Regions from separate parts of the Homo sapiens genome. Here region 2 is linked to region 1. Evidence: chromatin loops called from intact Hi-C (ENCODE). Cell type or tissue: Caco-2. All regions are shown on one strand. Links, peaks and the distances in the headings refer to the core of each region. The heading gives the core; the rest is flanking DNA. Region 1 has its middle 8.1 kb from the start of MRFAP1L2. Region 2 overlaps MAN2B2 (mannosidase alpha class 2B member 2).

The links. Peaks named below come from ENCODE experiments on the same cell type or tissue, not always from the same donor. Only the 100,000 strongest peaks of a DNase experiment are listed, where the experiment ranks them.
Region 2: it touches region 1 in a loop (2.0-fold over the local background); 2 of 110 quality-filtered maps call a loop at or near these places.

Annotation. Positions count from the first base shown.
Region 1 is chr4:6,677,700-6,686,655 of GRCh38, reverse strand. No RefSeq gene overlaps it. Among named protein-coding and RNA genes, the nearest start is that of MRFAP1L2, 8.1 kb to the right of the region's middle. RefSeq lists enhancers at 1,969-2,470, 3,022-3,524. In Caco-2, for the core only: a CTCF peak has its summit at 5,827; a DNase peak (open chromatin) is centred at 5,872.
Region 2 is chr4:6,620,916-6,630,075 of GRCh38, reverse strand. It overlaps MAN2B2 (mannosidase alpha class 2B member 2), which reads right to left. Exons shown (of 19, transcript NM_015274.3): 19 at 6,714-8,888. The coding sequence ends at 8,791. Among named protein-coding and RNA genes, the nearest start is that of MRFAP1, 15 kb to the left of the region's middle. RefSeq lists a silencer at 7,433-7,626. In Caco-2, for the core only: no CTCF peak of the experiment used is centred there; a DNase peak (open chromatin) is centred at 3,926.

The sequences.
Region 1 (8,956 bases), core at 957-8,956:
ATGCTAATGTCCTTCAGGCCAATGCAGTGGCTCGTGCCTGTAATCCCAACACTCTGGGAGGCTGAGGCAGGAGGATGGCTTGAGCCCAGGAGATCAAGACCAGCCTGGGCAACATAGCAAGACCCCATCTCTACAAAAAAATTAAAACCAAAAAGGCTTCAAATGTCTTTCCTCATCAGATCCCTCTGGCATGGACATGAATTCCTCCCTGTGACCTTCATTTTAAGTAGAAGCACAGGGACATCTCAAGTGTCCCGGTGGTGGCAGGAACGGGGCCCCCTGCCTGTGAGCACAGGGCTGGCTGGTGCAGGGTACTGGCCTCAGGTGAGCAGCCTGCCCAGCCCCTGGGTCACTGACTTCCTGAGTGACTCTGGGGCCCTTTCCTTCCTCTAGGGCCACTTTCTTCATCTGTAAAACAAGGGATTCAGATGAGATCACCTCCAGGACTCTGAACCCACAGAGCCCACATTCTCACACCAAGGTGCCCAGATTCCTAGGCGTGCACAGTGCATGCTGGGCACATTAGAACACCAGGGGTTTTAAAACATTTCTATTTAGACTAAGAAACTCACATGGGGAGAAATCAGGAGCCCTGTGAAAACACGGGGTCTCCATCTCCCAGACCCATCCAGCCAGTTCCTGGAGAGACAGTTCTTCCCACCCCCGAGTGGCCATGTGCACTGGGGGTCCTGACCCAGGCGAGGCAGTCTCCATAGTCAGCTCCCCTGTCTGGGTCTTGGGTGCCCACAAAGGGAAGGCCTGTTGGAGAACCTGGAGGAGGAGGAGTTGAGAGGAGGAGGGAGAGAGGCTGGGCACTGCAGCCTGTGGAAGTCCTGTTAAGTCTGCAGTCGGCACACCCCACATTTGCCGCTTCTGCCCTCGCAGCGAGTCTCCCAGTGCTGCCAAGGTCAACACCCTGGGGTGGGGGTGCAGGCTGAGGCCTGGAGCAGAGGATGGGGTCCAAGTCTGGCTCAGCCATGTGCTGGCTGGGGACCTCTCTAAGCCCAGTTTTCTCATCTGTAAAATGGATGGGGTGCACATGCTCCTACCCCAAGGATTGTTGTGAGGATGGGCAGTGCCCATCCGGCAGTTGCTCATTGGCAGCTGAATGGTGAATGTTATCTGTCCACTTGGATAGGCTATTGGCCCTGTTGTTTGTTCAAACTCTCATCTAGATGCCGCTGTGAAGATATTTTTGGGTGTCATTAGTATTTAACTAGTGGACTTTGAATAAAACAGATGACCTTCCATAGTGTGGGTAGGCCTCGTCCAATCCGTTGAAACTGAGGTTTCCAGAAGGAATTCTGCCTCGAGAGCACAATACAGAAAGCCTGACTCAGTTTCCAGCCTGCACCGTGTGGACTCAAGCCTGAGATATCAGCTATTCCCTGAGTCTCAGGCCTGCCAGCCTGCCCTAAGAGTTTGGACTTACCAGTCCCCACAATCACACGAGCCAATCGCTTAAAACTCAATCAATCAATCAGTGTTAAAATAAGTTACCAATGTTCAAAAATAAGGTTTCACACACACACACACACACAAGAGGATTCCTAACATGGAAATCAGATGATGTGACCACACTGGGCATCCGTTCCTGCCAGAGCGGGACAGTCAAGCCCCCCGCTCCCCTCACCTGAGGTTGGGCTGCCCCAGGCATGTGAGTTTTTCCAAGCTCCTTTCTGGCTCTGGGTTCAGTTTAGCAAACGCTTGGTTGGAAACACTCTCGCTAGGTGCTGGGGATACCGGGGAGAGTGTGGTCCCTGCCCTGGAGGAGGTGCTGTGGCATCCTGGTGGGGACCAACCCGCCAGCCCACGGTGCAGGCAAGAGAGGTCAGGCGGGGAGGAGTAGGGCGAAGCCTGGGGGTGTGCAAGCCCCCTGCCTCCTCCTTCCCTTGGGAAGACCGCAGAGCCACAGCCTGGCCATCCTGTTCACGGGAAAGCTGGGTTGGAGAAGCTAGCTTGGGTCTGGGACCAGAAGAGGACTCATGGGTCCTACTCCTGGAATTGGTCTATGAGGTGCAGCCACTCCCAGCCCTGCCAGCTCAGGAAAGGGGGGCCGTTTCTCCAAATCTCAGCCCCCTCAGGTGCCCACTGTCTCCTGAAGTGGCGGGAGAGCAGGGGAGTCTCTTGTCCTTGTGAGGAGAGCAGCGGTTTGTTCTGGAACCGGGGGCCTTAAGGGGAGCCCGCAGAGAGCGACGCTGGCATCTGCCTCATGGGGAGCTGTGAAGACCCTGAATAAAGTGCACGAGACATTTTCCCTCAGCCAGCAACTGTGATCGCGACACTGTGGCGCTTGTCCTGGAGGTGTGCGGATGGGGACTGCTGCTGAGCACTCTGGCCCGGCCCCTCTTTCTTTAGATGGACTCCTGGAAATGAGACTAAAGTTGAAGCACCTGAATGCTTACATGTTTTACCTCTAACGTTTATTTTAAAAAATTTGTGGCCAGGCACAGTGGCTCACGCCTGTAATCCTAGCATTTTGGGAGGTCGAGGTGGGCAGATCACCTGAGGTCAGGAGTTCGAGGTGACCTCCTCGAACATGGTGAGACCCCGTCTCTTCTAAAAATACAAAAATTAGCCAGGCGTGGTGGCAGGCGCCTGTAATCCCAGCTACTTGGGAGGCTGAGGCAGGAGAATCGCTTGAGCCCGGGAGTTGGAGGTTGCAGTGAGCAGAGATTGTGCCACTGCACTCCAGCCTGGGTAACAGAGCGAGACTCTGTCTCAAAAAAAAAAAAATTGTATAACACTACTTTTTAAATTTTTTAGAGACAGAGTCTCATTCTGCTGCCCAGGCTGGAGTGCAGTGGCATGATAGCTCACTGCAGCCTCGAACTCCTGGGCTCAAGCCATCCTCTTGCTTCAGCCTCCTGAGTAGTGGGGACTAATTTTTTAAAAATTCTTTTTGTAGAGACGGGGCCTTGCTATGTTACCCAGGCTGGTCTTGGACTCCTGGGCTCAAGCAAGCCTCCCAAATCACTGGGATTACAGGCATGAACCACCACACCTGGCTTAATATTACTTTTATTAGTTTTTTAAACACTATGAAGTATAAATAACAAAAAAACGGAGCTTAATCTTGCTACTCAGATATATTTTGTTGATATTAGCAACTAAATAAAGAGGGTCTCAAGCAGGTTTAGAAAATTTAAGCGAGATTAGAAGGGCACCTGATGAAACGGAAAACCCTCACTCGACCCAGCCTCAGCCCTCAGTCTGGGGCAACTACTAACAGTTGCTGTGGTTTCTTCCAGAAGAATGTTGCCACACACCCCAGCTTGTAGGAGTCAGCGCTGGTGTGTGCAGCAGTGAGAAGGCGCGCATCTTCCTTCACAGGCACCATGGCCACTGTCCTGCTCTGGCACAGCTTGCCTTTCCACCTGAGCCCTCCCAGCACGCTTTCCACTTCAGTCCAGCAAGGCGGTCTCGTCCCTCTTGTTCTGGTCCCTTTGGTTAGGGCCTCCCTCTCTACGAGCACTAGCCCTGCCAGTGGCCTGGGAGCTCTGCAAAGGCCAAGGGTGGGTCCAACCCACCTCTGAATGCCTGGAGCCCAGCTCAGGACAGGGGCCCCTTTCCTGGAGCTGTGGGTGGTATGGAGGCAGGGCTGGGAGAGGAGAGACAGAGGGTGGAGGACTGGAGGGGTCAGGGTCAAGGTGAGGGTCAGCATCCTGCCAAACTCTGCTGCCCACAGCAGACCTGGGGTGCTGTCTGCAACTAGGTGAGGAGAGCTGGCTGGTGTGAGCCACGATTAAGTGTTTCCCAGGTGCATGGGTGGTAAAGGTTTATTTAAAACCAACCAAGCAACCAACCAAATCTCTGCCTCACTGCTCCCCGCCCCAGCCCTCCCGCTCCAGCCACAAGCACCCTGCTGCCATCATGTTACATGGCATGGCTTCATTGTCCCCTGGCTTAAGGAGAATGTTTCCCGCAGGTTGTAAGTGGACAATTTTATCCACCTAGTACTAGCGTGTGAGAAGTTTTGAAATGAATGTTCATGTACTAGATTGCGTGAAATGCCTTTTCTGTGTCTAATGAGACCTTAGTGTGTTTTTCTTTCTCCACTCATCTGCCAGTGGGGTGCATTACCTTACTGGACTTATTCAGGCTCAGCAGCCTTGACAAAGACCTTATGGAATTTCCTTTTTTTTTTTTCTTTTTTTTTTTTTTGACAGAGTCTCACTCTGTTGCCCAGGTTAGAGTGCAATGGCGCCATCTTGACTCACTGCAACCTCTGCCTCCCGGGTTCAAGCGATTCTCCTGCCTCAGCCTCCCGAGTAGCTGGGGTTACAGGTGCATGCCACCATGCCCAACTAATTTTTGTATTTTTTAGTAGGGGTTTCACCACGTTGGCCAGGCTGGCCTTGAACTCCTGGCCTCAGGTGATCCACCCGCCCTGGCCTCCCAAATTGCTGGGATTACAGGCGTGAGCCACTGCGCCCGGCCTTCTTATGGCATTTACTATCTGGCTCCTTAGCGAAAATTTAATTGCTAATCTAGGGCAAAGTTTTCTCCAATCAGTCCTCCCAGCAGTTCTGACAGGGATACAGGCAGGGAGTATCATGCCCATCTTACGGGTGGGGAGAGATATTCAGAAAGGCCTGGTGCCTTCCCCAGGGCTGCACAGCTCACAGATGCAGAAGGCACAATGGGAAAGTATCTTCTGCTCACCTCCCTCCACCTGCACCAAGGCTGGAGCAAAGAAATGCAAAGAACGCTGCCCAGCTGCCCCACAGCCCCCAAAGACTTGGTGTGATGAGCTCTGGATGGCAGCTGGGAACGTCTTCTTTTAATGAGGGCTCCCCTCTTCCATCCACAGTCGTTGAACCTCTCAGGAGGGCTGGGCTGGTAGCATCCTGAGAATAATGAAAAAGCTGGGAAATGATGCTCCGTGGATTGGCCATTGATGAGACTGGTGCCTTCTCCAGTAAAGTGGACCTGCAGGATGAGTCTTCCAAAGGGACCTTCGTGGAGTCTAAGTAGCACATCAAACATCCTCCCAAAAGGCTGTCCACCAGGTGTCCCCCAGACTGCACACGGATAAGGGTTCTGAAGTCATCTGTGCTCAGGCAGAGCCTTGAGAGGACTGCTGCCTGCGATCCGAGTGGGGCGAGAATGGATCCACAGTGAGCCTGGGCTTCTATGAGCTTGACTAAGAAACAGCACGACCATCCTTTGGTCATGAACTGCACCTGCCTGCACACCTCCACGCTGCAGGCGCACCTGCTGAATGCACTGGGGGCAGCCTGCTGAATGGTGGGGAGGCCTCTCCACTGTCAGCAGAGGGCTGCACAGGAGCTGGGGGCAGCCGGCAGGGGGAGCCCTTGTGCCCAGGGCACTGACGCCACTCAGGGAGGGCAGAACATGGCCTCCTGCTTTTTGTGGAAGCTTTTCAGGCCAGCTCCCCCAGAGACCCTGGGGGAAAGGGCTCGTGGGTCAGGGCTCATAAACCATAATCATCCAACATATAACTTTAGAACAAATTGGACTGCTCAGGAGGGAGAGGGCCCCGAGAGGCCACAGAAGACTTGGTGGGCTGAAGTGTGGAACAAGCTGTGTGAGGGGAGCCTAAGCTGGCTGGGGTGCCCTAGAACTTGAAGTTCAGGACTCTGGGGGAAAGCAGGGAGAGGGCTGGGGGCTTGGAGGGGCGGCATTTGGGTCGTGGTTGGAATGTTCCCAAAGGAAATGTTCTAGAAATGAAGTGTCAGTGCAGGTGCACTTCTGGCTACTGGCTTCATCGAATTAAGTTGGGGATGGGATTATGCGAACTGGCTGACCACCAGAGGAGGGACTCTGCAAGATGCAGAGGAAGGCAGGCACCTACAGGGGGAGCTGCAGGGGCCACCCCACCTGCTGCCTGCAGCTGCGCCACCTGCATCCCATCTGTCCTGCTGCACCAGGTCAGTCCCGTCAGGCGGTACAGCTGTCCACATCACACATGGTCACACACAGAAAGACACCCTCCCTTCAGCTACCTCTGCAGTCACCCCATTTCTCTGCCACGTTACAGCAGAACTTCTCCAAAGAATGCTGCATGTTTTCTCTGTCCACCTTTACCATGGTTCAGCTGCAGTAGTGTCCCAGTCAGGGGATTCAGCATGGGCAAAGGCCCTGGGGCCACACCACATGCTTGCCATGGCCAGGAAACAGCAAAGCAGCCAGTGTGGCCAGGAGTGAAGAAGCACCGAGAAACTGGACTGGGGGACCACAGAAGCCTGCCCACTCTGCACTTTGTGGTCTGTGGCCCAGACTTCAATTCCATTCTAAGCGCCAAACACTGGAGTGACAGCTGAATTCTCAACATAGAAGCCAAAGTTAGTGAAATAACATGTTAATGACACCAAGAGAAAATACTCGCCAACCTAAAATTATATACCCAGAAAAATTATCTTTCAAGAAAGAGAGGAAACAAAACTGAGGAAGATAATGGGACTGGTTTGTCAGAGAGCAATGACTCAAGGGACCACATTAAGGAACTCTTCATTCTTCTGCGTCTCAGAGTATATGTGCGACCAGGACTGTGGGAATGAAGAAACACAGAAAAATGTGTCTGACTTACAGGACACTGAACAAATAAGACTGACAGGTACACCCTGACCCAAGTTCAGGATGCCTCTGAATACCCAAGAATTATGTTGTCATATGACATAATCAAGGGGGAGAAAAATCAAAGATCAATTTCATTTGTTCAGCAACCTTTTTCCAGTTGGAGAGAAGTCTCAGGGCATCTTGGAACCCAGGAATCTTCTGCTAATGAGACTCTTAGTCCCAATATAGGACCTACTTGGAAGTGCGAGTGTGGCTAGACCATATAATGAAATTCCAAAAGTCTCTGAGAGGGCCTCAGACACCTGTCTTCAAAGTGCTACCTCAGGGAGCAAGGCTAAAATTGTCCACGAGGTGGCTGGTTACTTTATATGAATCTGAGTCAAATGAAATGTCTAGGTTCCAAGGAAACTCAGAGACAACACAGTGCAAATCTATCATTTTATGGTGGCCCCCAAAGAGATGGCCACAGGGTGAGTAATCAGCACAGCCAGGAATGGAACTGCCCTCCTGATCCCGGCCCACGCCTTGTGTGCTGTTCGCTGTCCGATGTACAGCGGGGTTGGGGCTCTTCCTCCCCAAGTGCGTTCTCTTCCTCTAGGCTCATACACAGGATATTGCCCTTGGCTCCCAAGACGCAAAGTTCACAAACTTAGCTTTTACCATCATGGCACCCAAGATCCAAACTGCCTTCATCAAAGGAGTCAGGCAGGATGAGGAAACATGCAGATGTAGAGGGCTGGGCCTCAGTTGTTCTCTGCTGACAGGATGGGGTCAGTCAGATTGGAACCTTCTTTTTTTTATTTTTATTTTTTGAGATGGAGTCTCGCTCTGTGACCCAGGCTGGTGTGCAGTGGCACAATCTCGGCTCACTGCAAGCTCTGCCTCCCGGGTTCACGCCATTCTCCTGCCTCAGCCTCCTGAGTAGCTGGGACTACAGGTGCCTGCCACTACGCCCAGCTAATTTTTTGTATTTTTAGTGTAGATGGGGTTTCACTATGTTAGCCAGGATGGTCTCGATAACCTGACCTCGTGATCTGCCTGCCTCAGCCTCCCAAAGTGCTGGGATTACAGGTGTGAGCCACCGCACCCAGCCAGATTGGAACCTTCTACACACCCTCCTTTCCCCTGCCCACATCCCCACACGGCTTCAATCATGTAACACATATCTGTGACCCCTCAGGGAAGGAGCCTTGCCTATTCCCTGGCTGGGTAGATACCACCCACCCTGGGCTCTGCTCATGCTCAGCATTTCTCACCCACACACAGGGGCTAAGTGTCCATCTCACCCACTAGGGTGCAAACCCTCTGAAGGCAGCAGCTGTGCAAAAGGGTGGCTGTCATGTCTACTCCGGGCCTGGCACATGTTAAGTCTTTGGTATCTATTCAAAGAATACTTGAACAAATGAATCAATGACTCCATCGCCAAGGAGCCAACTGCTTCTTAGTTGGACCTAGTACATTGCCAGCATAACACACTGGATGAATACATCAACAAAGAAGTGAATCCATCCTATGACATCCACTGGCTGGTGTCCAGAAGACATCTGGAACATGGGACATGAGCAGAGCGGGGATGCCTGCATTCAGCCCTCCAAATCTCACTTAGCCTGAGAGACAACTTACACCTCTCGTCAGTCAGAGAGGGTCTCTCATGGAACATTCTATGAGGCCAGAAACTCAGTCCCAGGCTTGCTGCTGCAGCCCTCTCCAGAGTGGTCAGCATTCTGAACCATTGTTTCAAAAACCATCACGGGCCGGGCGCAGTGGCTCACGCCTGTAATCCCAGCACTTTGGGAGGCCGAGGCAGGTGGATCATGAGGTCAGGAGATCGAGACCATCCTGGCTAACAAGGTGAAACCCCGTCTCTACTAAAAATACAAAAAATTAGCCGGGCGCGGTGGCGGGCGCCTGTAGTCCCAGCTACTCGGGAGGCTGAGGCAGGAGAATGGCGTGAACCCGGGAAGCGGAGCTTGCAGTGAGCCGAGATTGCGCCACTGCAGTCCGCAGTCCGGCCTGGGCGACAGAGCGAGACTCCGTCTCAAAAAAAACAAAACAAAACAAACAAAAAAAACCCCATCACGACAGTTAGAGGATGCAGATGGCACATCAGGAGCTACTGATGTTGTGAAAGAGCTTTGGCATCAGTTGAATTCTTCCCGGCAAGGTTCTAGGGTTGTTTTCTGTTTTGTTTTTGGCTGAAGTTTCCCCACCTGAACAATGGGGATAATAAAATGACCTCTGATATTTGTGAAAATTAGATATGTTAAGTGCCTAATCCCAAGTGGATTCTTGTAATACAGGCTTTTGTTTTCTCATTTTCACATCCTCAGTGTCCTAACACTGGCGGGAGCTTAGGGAATTGGGCTGGGAGGTAACAGACGAGACAGGCCAGTGCAAAATGTTTCCCTTTTGG
Region 2 (9,160 bases), core at 430-8,429, 56 kb after region 1:
GTTCATGACACCCTAAATTTTTTTCTTGAGACAGGTCTAAGTCTGTTGCCCAGGCTGGAGTGGAATGCCATGATCATGGCTCACTGCAGCCTTGAACTCCCAGGCTCAAGTGATCCTCCCACCTCAGCATCCTGAGCATCTGGGACTACAGGTGTGCACCACCATGTCTGCCTAATTTTTTTTTTTTTTTTTAAGAGACAAGGTCCCACCATGTTGCCCAGGCTAGTCTTGAACTCCCGGGCTCAAGTGATCCTCCCACATTAGCCTCCCAAAGTGTTGGGATTACACGTGTGAGCCACCACACCTGGCCCAAATCTTATGGTACTTAGCACCATAACAATCATTTGTCACAATTCTGTGGGTTAGGAGTTCGGGCAGGCCTCAGCTGGTTGGTTCTTCTGCTTCATGTATAGTTTATCACCTAGAGTCACTCACTCTGCTGGGTTGAGCTGCTACCTGGAATGGCTGAAAAACCCAAAAAGGTCTCACTCACATGTCTGGGGTCTTAGCTGGGGTGTTGGAATGGTCAGAGGCATTCTCTTTCATTACCTTAGTGAGAAGGATTCATATGCTTCCTTTGGATGTAAGGAAAGCTGGGGAATGTGGACCCTGTCTGGGAAGCCACTTCTCAGCTAAAACTGTCATTTATATCATGGAGGGGAAGAATGGATGCCAGCAGAAAGCTAACTAGCCCTGCCACAACCAAAAACATCCTTGTATTGTTTAAGCCAGTTTGAGCTAAGTACAGTCTGGATTATATAAAAAGAGCTGTTAGATACAAGATGTGAATTTGGACTTGTTTTATCTTTTTCCATTTATATATTTCACATTTTTGCATTTTTCTTTTAAATTTTTTAATATTTTTTGGTGACAATAACATATATATAACATTGTTTATATTCTCTTATATACATGTGCATTTACCATGTATATCATATATAAGAGAATTGAGTAGAAACATTTTATATATATATATGTGTATACAATATAGTTTCATCTATGAAAGAAACTCACTGTTAACAATCAACTAAGTCTGGAAATAAAACCATGCCACACCTAGAAATCCAGGTGTGTTCCTTCTTAACTCAGATCTCCCTCGCCCCACTGGAGGTAACCCCTCTTGTGACTTCTAGTTTCCTTTCCCTTCCCTTCCCTTCACTTCCTTTCCTTTCCCTTCCCTTCCCTTTCCTCCCCTCCCTTCCCCTCCCTTCTCAGCCCCTCCCTGCTCCTTCCCTCCCTTTGCTTCTCTTCTTTCTTTTCTTTTTTTTTTTTTGAAACAGGGTCTTTCTCTGTCACCCAGACTGGAGTGCAGTGGCATGATCTCAGCTCACTGCAGCCTCAACCTCCCAGGCTCAAGCGATCCTCCTGCCTCAACCTCCTGAGTAGCTGGGACTACAGACATGTGCCACCACCACCTGTTGTTTATTTTTTTTTTGTAGAGATGGGGTTTTGCCATGTTGCTTAGGCTGGTCTTGAACTCCTGGGCTCAAGTGATCTGCCACCTTAGCCTCCCAAAGTGCTAAAATTACAGGACAGAGTCACTGTACCCAGCCTTGGCCAGTCATTTCTTCACTTTCTTTGTTGTTTTATCCACTAGGAATGCAATCATAAAGAATACGGTATAGTCTTTCCCACTTTTGAACTTTATGTAAATGGAATCATAGTTATTCATTTGTATATTGCTGCTTCTGCTCAATATAGTCTATCTATCATCTATCTAACATCTATCTATCATCTATCTATCTATCATCTATCACCTCTGTCTCTCTATCTGAGATTCACCTGTATTGATGCAGGTAAGGATAGTTCACTCATTTTGATTGCTCTATGGCAGTGAGTGTTAAAATTGAGTGTGCATCAGAAAAACCCAGGAAATTTGTTAAAACACATGTTCCAGGGCCCATCCCTACAGTTTCTGATTTATTTGATCTGGGATAAGGCCTGAGACTTTGTGTTTCTAACAACTCCCCAGGTGATGCTGGCACTACTGGTGTGGGGACCGCACTTTGAGACCTGCTGTTCTGTAGTATTCTCTTGTACAAATAAACCAGCCTCTATCCAAGCACTGGTAAGGGGCCTATGAATGGTTTTCATTTACAGCTATCATGAACAATGCCACTGAACAGTCTTACATATTTTTGTGCACACGAACATGATTCTTTTCTTTTTTTTTTTTTTGAGATGGAGTCTCACTCTGTCACCCAAGCTGGAGTGCCATGGTGCGTTCTCTCTGCTCACTGCAACCTCTGCCTCCCAGGTTCAAGCAGTTCTCTTGCCTCAGCCTCCCGAGTAACTGGGGCTACAGGCATGCACCATTACACCCAACTAATTTTTTATTTTATTATTTATTTATTTATTTGTTTATTTTTTGAGACAGAGTCTTGCTCTTTCGCCCAGGCTGGAGTGCAGTGGCGCGATCTCGGCTCACTGCAAGTTCCGCCTCCCGGGTTCACACCATTCTCCTGCCTCAGCCTCCCGAGTAGCTGGGACTACAGGTGCCCGCCACCACACCCGGCTAATTTTTTGTATTTTTAGTAGAGACGGGGTTTCACCGTGTTAGCCAGGATGGTCTCGATCTCCTGACCTCGTGATCCGCCCACCTTAGCCTCCCAAAGTGCTGGAATTACAGGCATGAGCCACGGCGCCCGGCCTTTTTTTTTTTTTTTTTTTTTTTTTTTTTTAGTAGAGATGGGGTTTCACCATGTTGGCCCAGGCTGGTCTTAAACTCCTGACCTCCCTCAAGTGATCTGCCCACCTTGGCCTCCCAAAGTGCTAGGATTACAGGCGTGAGCCACCACGCCTGGCCAAACATCATTTTCTAGCTTACATACCTAGAACAGAATTGCTGGGTCTAGAGCATGAGTATCTTTAACTTTAGAAGATAACATGGAACTAGTTTCTTAAGTTTGCTCCTTCTGTTTACTCTCACATTAGAAGTCTGAGAGAGTTTCCATGATTGTCCACTAAAAAATTGCCCATATTTTTAATCTTTTAAATAGAAAACACGGCAGATGTGAAACAGTGTCTTATTGTGGTTTTCATTTGCACAGACCTGAATGCTAAGGAGGCTGACCATCTTTTCACGCCTGTATTGACCGCTGGGGTTTCAGCTGGGGGCTGTCTGCGTACGATGCGAGGGAGGGTGAAGTTTCTTTTTGTTCCAAGTGAGGGGGAGTTGTCACAGCACCTCTGCCATGCAACATTCTTCCTCACCATGTGGCACCCCATCTCGCTCTTTTTTTTTTTTGAGACCGAGTTTCGCTCTTGTTGCCCAGGCTAGAGTGCAGTGGCGCGATCTTGGCTCATCGCAACCTCCGCCTCCCGGGTTCAAGCGATTCTCCTGCCTCAGCCTTCCTGAGTAGCTAGGATTACAGGCATGCACCACCACACCTGGCTAATTTTGTATTTTTAGTAGAGACGGGGTTTCTCCGTGTTGGTCAGGCTAGTCCCGAACTCCCGACCTCAGATGATCCACCCGCTTCGACCTCCCAAAGTGCTGGGATTACAGGCGTGAGCCACCGCGCCCGGCCCCATCTCTCTTCTATCAGCTTCCGTGTGCGCGGTCCAGCTTCTGAGCTCTTTGTTTGCTCTGGTCTGAATGTTTTTGTCCCCCTAAATTCATATACCGAACCCTAATCCCCCAGTTGATGGTATTAGGAGGTGGGGATGTTGGGAGGTGATTAGGTTATGGGGATTAGTGTAACTGAACTCGGGTTCAGGCCACTCACTCGCCGACATTCGAGAGACAAGTTTTGGTAAAAGGAAAGGTAGCTTTATTCGAGAAGCCAGCAGCTTGGGAGGTGGGGGCAGGGGCACTGAACTCTTGTGTTCAAAGATCACCTCTCCAAGTTGTGTCTCCAGATGCACGTTTTTAAGGGAAATCTGGGGAAGTGCGAATGATGATCAAAGCATTCTTGTGGAACAGCAGCTATGTGCGCAGTCTCAGGCAGGTAGTTACGATTGCTGTCTTGCGGGGATGTCATGTGACCTTTTGCAAGTGCAGCTATTTTTTTTTTTTTTTTTTTTTTTTTTTTTTTTGGAACAGGGTTTCATTCTGTTGCCCAGGCTGGAGTGCAGTAGCATGATCACGGCTTACTGTAGCCTTGACCTCCCCAGGTTCAGGTGATCCTCCCACCTCACCCTCTACAGTAGCTGGGACTAAAGGCACGCACCATCACACCTGGCTAATTTTAAAATTTTTTTTAGAGATTGGGTTTTACCAAGTTGCCCAGGCTGGTCTCCAACTCCTGGGCTCAAATGATCTCTCCCCCTCAGCCTCCCAAAGTGCTGGCTGCACCAGGCCAGCCAGATTAGTCTTAGTTTTGCTTTTTTTTTGGACAGTCTCACTCTGTTGCCCAGGCATGGCTCATTGCAGCCTTGACTTCACTGGCTCAGGGGATCCTTCCACCTCAGCCTCCTGAGTAGCTGGGACTACAGGCGTGTGCCACACCTACTTAAATTTTGTTACTATTTATAGAGACGGGGTCTCCCTATTTTGCCCAGGCTGGTCTCAAACTTTTGGACTTACGTGATCCTCCTGCCTCGACCTCAGCCCAACTATTCTCATCTGGTGGGTGGAAACCTGCGGCTAGCCGCTTCCAGGATTGCTGGTCAGTGCACTTCTCTCTTATCTCTGCTGAAGGTCCTCTTTCCCTGAGGCTGTTTTTAATGAATAGTGTGTAAGCGTAAGCAAAGCTGTAATTATACTCAAGCAAACACAATTTTTCTTTAAGGTAGACTCAGTACTGTTATATTAGCACCCTCCTAGAAACCGAGCCCAGAGAGCTGCCTTGCCCCTTCTGCCATGTGAGGACGGAGCAAGACGGCACCATCTATAGACCAGGAAACAGCCCCTCCCCAGACACCGAATCTGCTGGCACCTTGGACTCCCAGCATCCAGAATTGGGAGAAATAAATTCCTGTTGTTGATAAGCCACTCAGTGTATGGTATTCTTTTTTTTTTTTGAGACGGAGTCTCGCTCTGTCACCCAGGCTGGAGTGCAGTGGCACAATCTCGGTTCACTGCAAGCTCCGCCTCCCGGGTTCCCGCCATTCTTCTGCCTCAGCCTCCCGAGTAGCTGGGACTACAGGCCGCCCGCCACCACGCCCGGCTAATTTTTTGTATTTTTAGTAGAGACGGGGTTTCACTGTGGTCTCGATCTCCTGACCTTGTGATCCGCCCACCTTGGCCTCCCAAAGTGTACGGGATTCTATGACAGCAGCCCAAACGGACGAAGATGTGCACTTGTGTGTGTGTGTGTGTGTGTGTTTTTTTTTTTTTGAGACAGAGTTTCGCTCTTGTCGCCCAGGCTGGAGCGCAGTGGCACGATCTCGGCTCACCGCAATCTCCGCCTTCTGGGTTCAAGAGATTCTCCTGCCTCAGCCTCCCGGGTAGCTGGGATTACAGGTGCCCACCACCATGCCCGGCTAATTTTGTATGTTTAGTAGAGACGGGGTTTCTCCATGTTGGTCAGGCTGGTCTCGAACTCCTGACCTTAGGTGATCAGCCCGCCTCGGCCTCCCAAAGTGCTGGGATTACAGTCGTCTGCCACTAAGCCTGGCTAATTTTTGTATTTTTTTAGAGAGGGGGTTTCACTATGTTGGCCAGCCTGGTCTCGAACTCCTGGCCTCTAGTGATCCACCCACCTTGGCCTCCCAAAGTGCTGGGATTACAGGCACGAACCACTGTACCTAGCCCCAGTGCACTTCAGAATCATCCTGTCAAGTTCCGCAATAAACCTGTTGGGGATTGTCAGTGAGCAACGTAGTTTATTGGGAGTTTGGTGGTGGTGGTTTGTAAAAAAAAAAAAAAAAAAAAAAAAAAAACAAACAACAACAACAAAAAACAGGCCATTCACAGTGGCTTGAGCCTGTAATCCCAGCACTTTGGGAGGCCTAGGTGGGAGGATCGCTTGAGCTCAGGAGTTCAAGACCAGCTTGGGCAACATAGTGAGACTGCGTCTCCACAAACATTTTAAAAATTAGTTGGGTGTAGTGACTCATGCTTGTAGTCCCAGCTACTCAGGAGGGTGGGATGGGAGGACTACTTGAGCCCAGGAGTTAAGAGGTTCCAGTGAGCTATGATAGTGCCACTGCACTCCCACCTGGGTGACAGAGCGAGACCCTGTGTCTAAAAAAGTAAAATGAAATGAAATAACAACAAAGCAACAAATGGATGTTAGATTTTAGCCAATATTCTGTCTATTGTGGGTGGGTTTTCCCCTGTCATCTATATTCTTCTCACTCTTCCCAGTTGAGGGTGCTGGGTGCTGGAGGGACCGCAGGGGGAAGTGGCTCTCTTGCTGTTTCTGTTCTGGACGGGGATGGTCAGCATGGGTGATGGTACTTTCAGTGCACATGATTTTTCTACAGCCTGGCTGCGCTGGGGATAACATTTCCATAGTCTTCTTTATTTTTTTCTGAGACAGGGTCTTGCTCTATTACCCCGGTTGGAGTTAGTGGCATGATCATGGCTCACTGAAGCCTCGACCTCCTGGGCTCAAGTGAGCCTCCCACCTCAGCCCCCAGAGTAGCTGGGACCACTGGTGCACACCACCACGCTCGTCTAAAGAATAGTTTTTGTAGAGATGGGGTCTCACTATATTGCCGAGGCTGGTCTGGAACACCTGGGCTCAAGCGATCCTTCTGCCTAGGGCTCCCAGCGTGTTGGAATTTCAGGCATGAACCACCACGCCTGGCCTCCGTAGTCTTCCTTTTTTTTTTTTTTTTGAGACGGAGTCTCACTCTTGTCACCCAGGCTGGAGTGCAGAGGCGGAGGTCTCCTCCGCCTCCCAGGTTCAAGTGATTGATTCTCCTGCCTCAGCCTCCCGAGTAGCTGGGACTACAGGCGCACACCACCACACCCGGTTAACTTTGTATTTTTAGTAGAGATGGGGTTTCACCATGTTGGCCAGCCTGGTCTTGAACTACTGACCACCAGTGATCCGGTTGCTTTGGCCTCCCAAAGTGCTGGGATTAAGGCATGAACCACTGCCCAGCCTCCATAGTCTTCTTGACACAGAAACCAAGCCTCATGCAGCCCACATGCTCTAAAGGGCTCCTGCCTCACTCCTTGTGCCTCAACCTCCCACTGCACATCCATGCCTCTGGTGGCTGCTCACCTGACCCCACCTCACAGGGGTGGCCTATTGCTTGGTCAGCAACTCCAGCCCAGCTCCTGCCTGGCCAAACCAGAGACTGTCTTTGCTGTCTGGTGGCCAAACTGCACGTTGTCCAGAGGTCTGACTCCTTCCAAGCTGGTCCTTTCTGGGTACTTTCCTTCAGCCCTAGAGTACCAAATAATTTCCTACATCTTACAGTTTACTCTTTAAAACGGTTTAGGCCGGGCACATTGGCTCACGCCTGTAATCCTGGCACTTTGGGAGGCCGGGGCAGGCAGATCACCTGAGGTCAGGAGTTCCAGATCAGCCTGGCCAACATGGTGAATCCCCGTCTCTACTAAAAATACAAAAATTAGCTGACGCAGTGGTGCATCTCTAGTAGCAGCTACTCGGGAGGCAGAGGCTGGAGAATTGCTTGAACCCAGGAGGTGCAGGTCGCAGTGAGCTGAGATCTTGACACTGCACTCCAGCCTGGGCGACAGAGTGAGACTCTGTCTCGGGAAAAAAAAAAAAAAGTTTTAAAATTGAGATATAATTCACAGACCATAAAATTCATCTTCCAAAGTTTTTAATTCATTGGTTTCTAGTATATTCACAAAGTTGTGCAACCATCATTCCACAATTTCATCATCTTCCAAAGAAAGCCCGTCCCTGTTAGCTGTCATGCCTCTTCTCTCTTCCTCCAGTACCTGGCAACCACCAATGTGCTTTGTCTCTGATACACAGATTTGCCTATTCTGGACATTTCACATAAACTCGTGATTGGCTTCTTTCACTTAGCGTAATATTTGTAGGATTCACTCAGGCTGTGGCATGCGTCAGAATTTCCTTCCTTTTTATGGCCAAATAATATTCCATTGTATGGACAGAACACACTTCATGTCTTAATTCATCTGTGGATGGACATTTGGGTTGTTGCTACCGTTTGACTTTTGAGTAATGCTGCTATGAACGCGGGAGCACAGGTATTGTGTGGATGGATGTTTTCAATTCTCTTGGGCATAGACCTGGGAAGGTTATACTTTTATTGATATTAATAGTTCTGATATTGGACATCCCTGCTGTGTGGTTTCACCTCTCATGGACTCTGACGGCTGCTGTGCCTTCTCTGCTCGGCAGGCGGTGCCCTGAGGCACAGGTGGGCGTCTGGGGCTGGAACTCTCGCTAGGCGCTACAACTTCCTCTCCTGCCCTGTGGCAGAGCCAAGCCCCTTGCAGGGCTGTTGCCAGCATGGGATGAGTCTATGAAAACACGTGGCACGCAGTAGGTCCACAGTTACCACTGGCAGCCTGGCAAGCCTGGCAGGGCCCGGACGGCAGATGCGCTTCGGTGCTGCTGTGAGTCTTGTGCTCTGCCTTAGGCAGAAAGTCCTGGGTTTGTGTTTTGTGAATGAATGACGCATGAGTGTGCCAAATATCCTTTACGTGACAGAAGAGGAGAGGGCTGGCTTGATTGAGTGTGGGGGGGAAGAACCTGGATCTTGTAATGTAATTTTTGTTTAAAAAAATTAGGGAAAAACCCCAAATATGACCATTTCCTGCCATTAGCCTGCAGATGAGCAGCTGACTCCCCAGTCCCATCCCTCCGCACTGCTTTTCCCTGTCCTGGGTCTGTTCTGTTACATGGAGTTCCTGGGGGAAGCCCTGGGGCCGGGGCATCTGCCCAGGGCTCACTGCTGTTGAAAGTGAATAAAGAACGTCCGGATTTCCTTTGGGTGGACGGTGATGATGGGGCCTCCTGGTGGCCTCGAGGGAGAGGTGGTGTCACCTAGGGGAACAGAGGTGATCTGTCCAGTGTGGCCTGGGATGCCTCCTCCCAGCCTCCCTCTCACCCCCTGCACCTGTCTACAGTCTGCTGTGGCTCCCAGCCTCCCTCTCACCCTCCTGCACCTGTCTACAATCTGCTGTGGCTCCCAGCCTCCTTCTCACCACACTGCACCTGGCTACAGTCTGCTGTGGCTCCCACCGTGGCAACGGCCTATGGCATCCCCTTCTGCCAGGACTCCTGTGGGCCTCTTGGCGTTTCTGCCCACCCTGAGG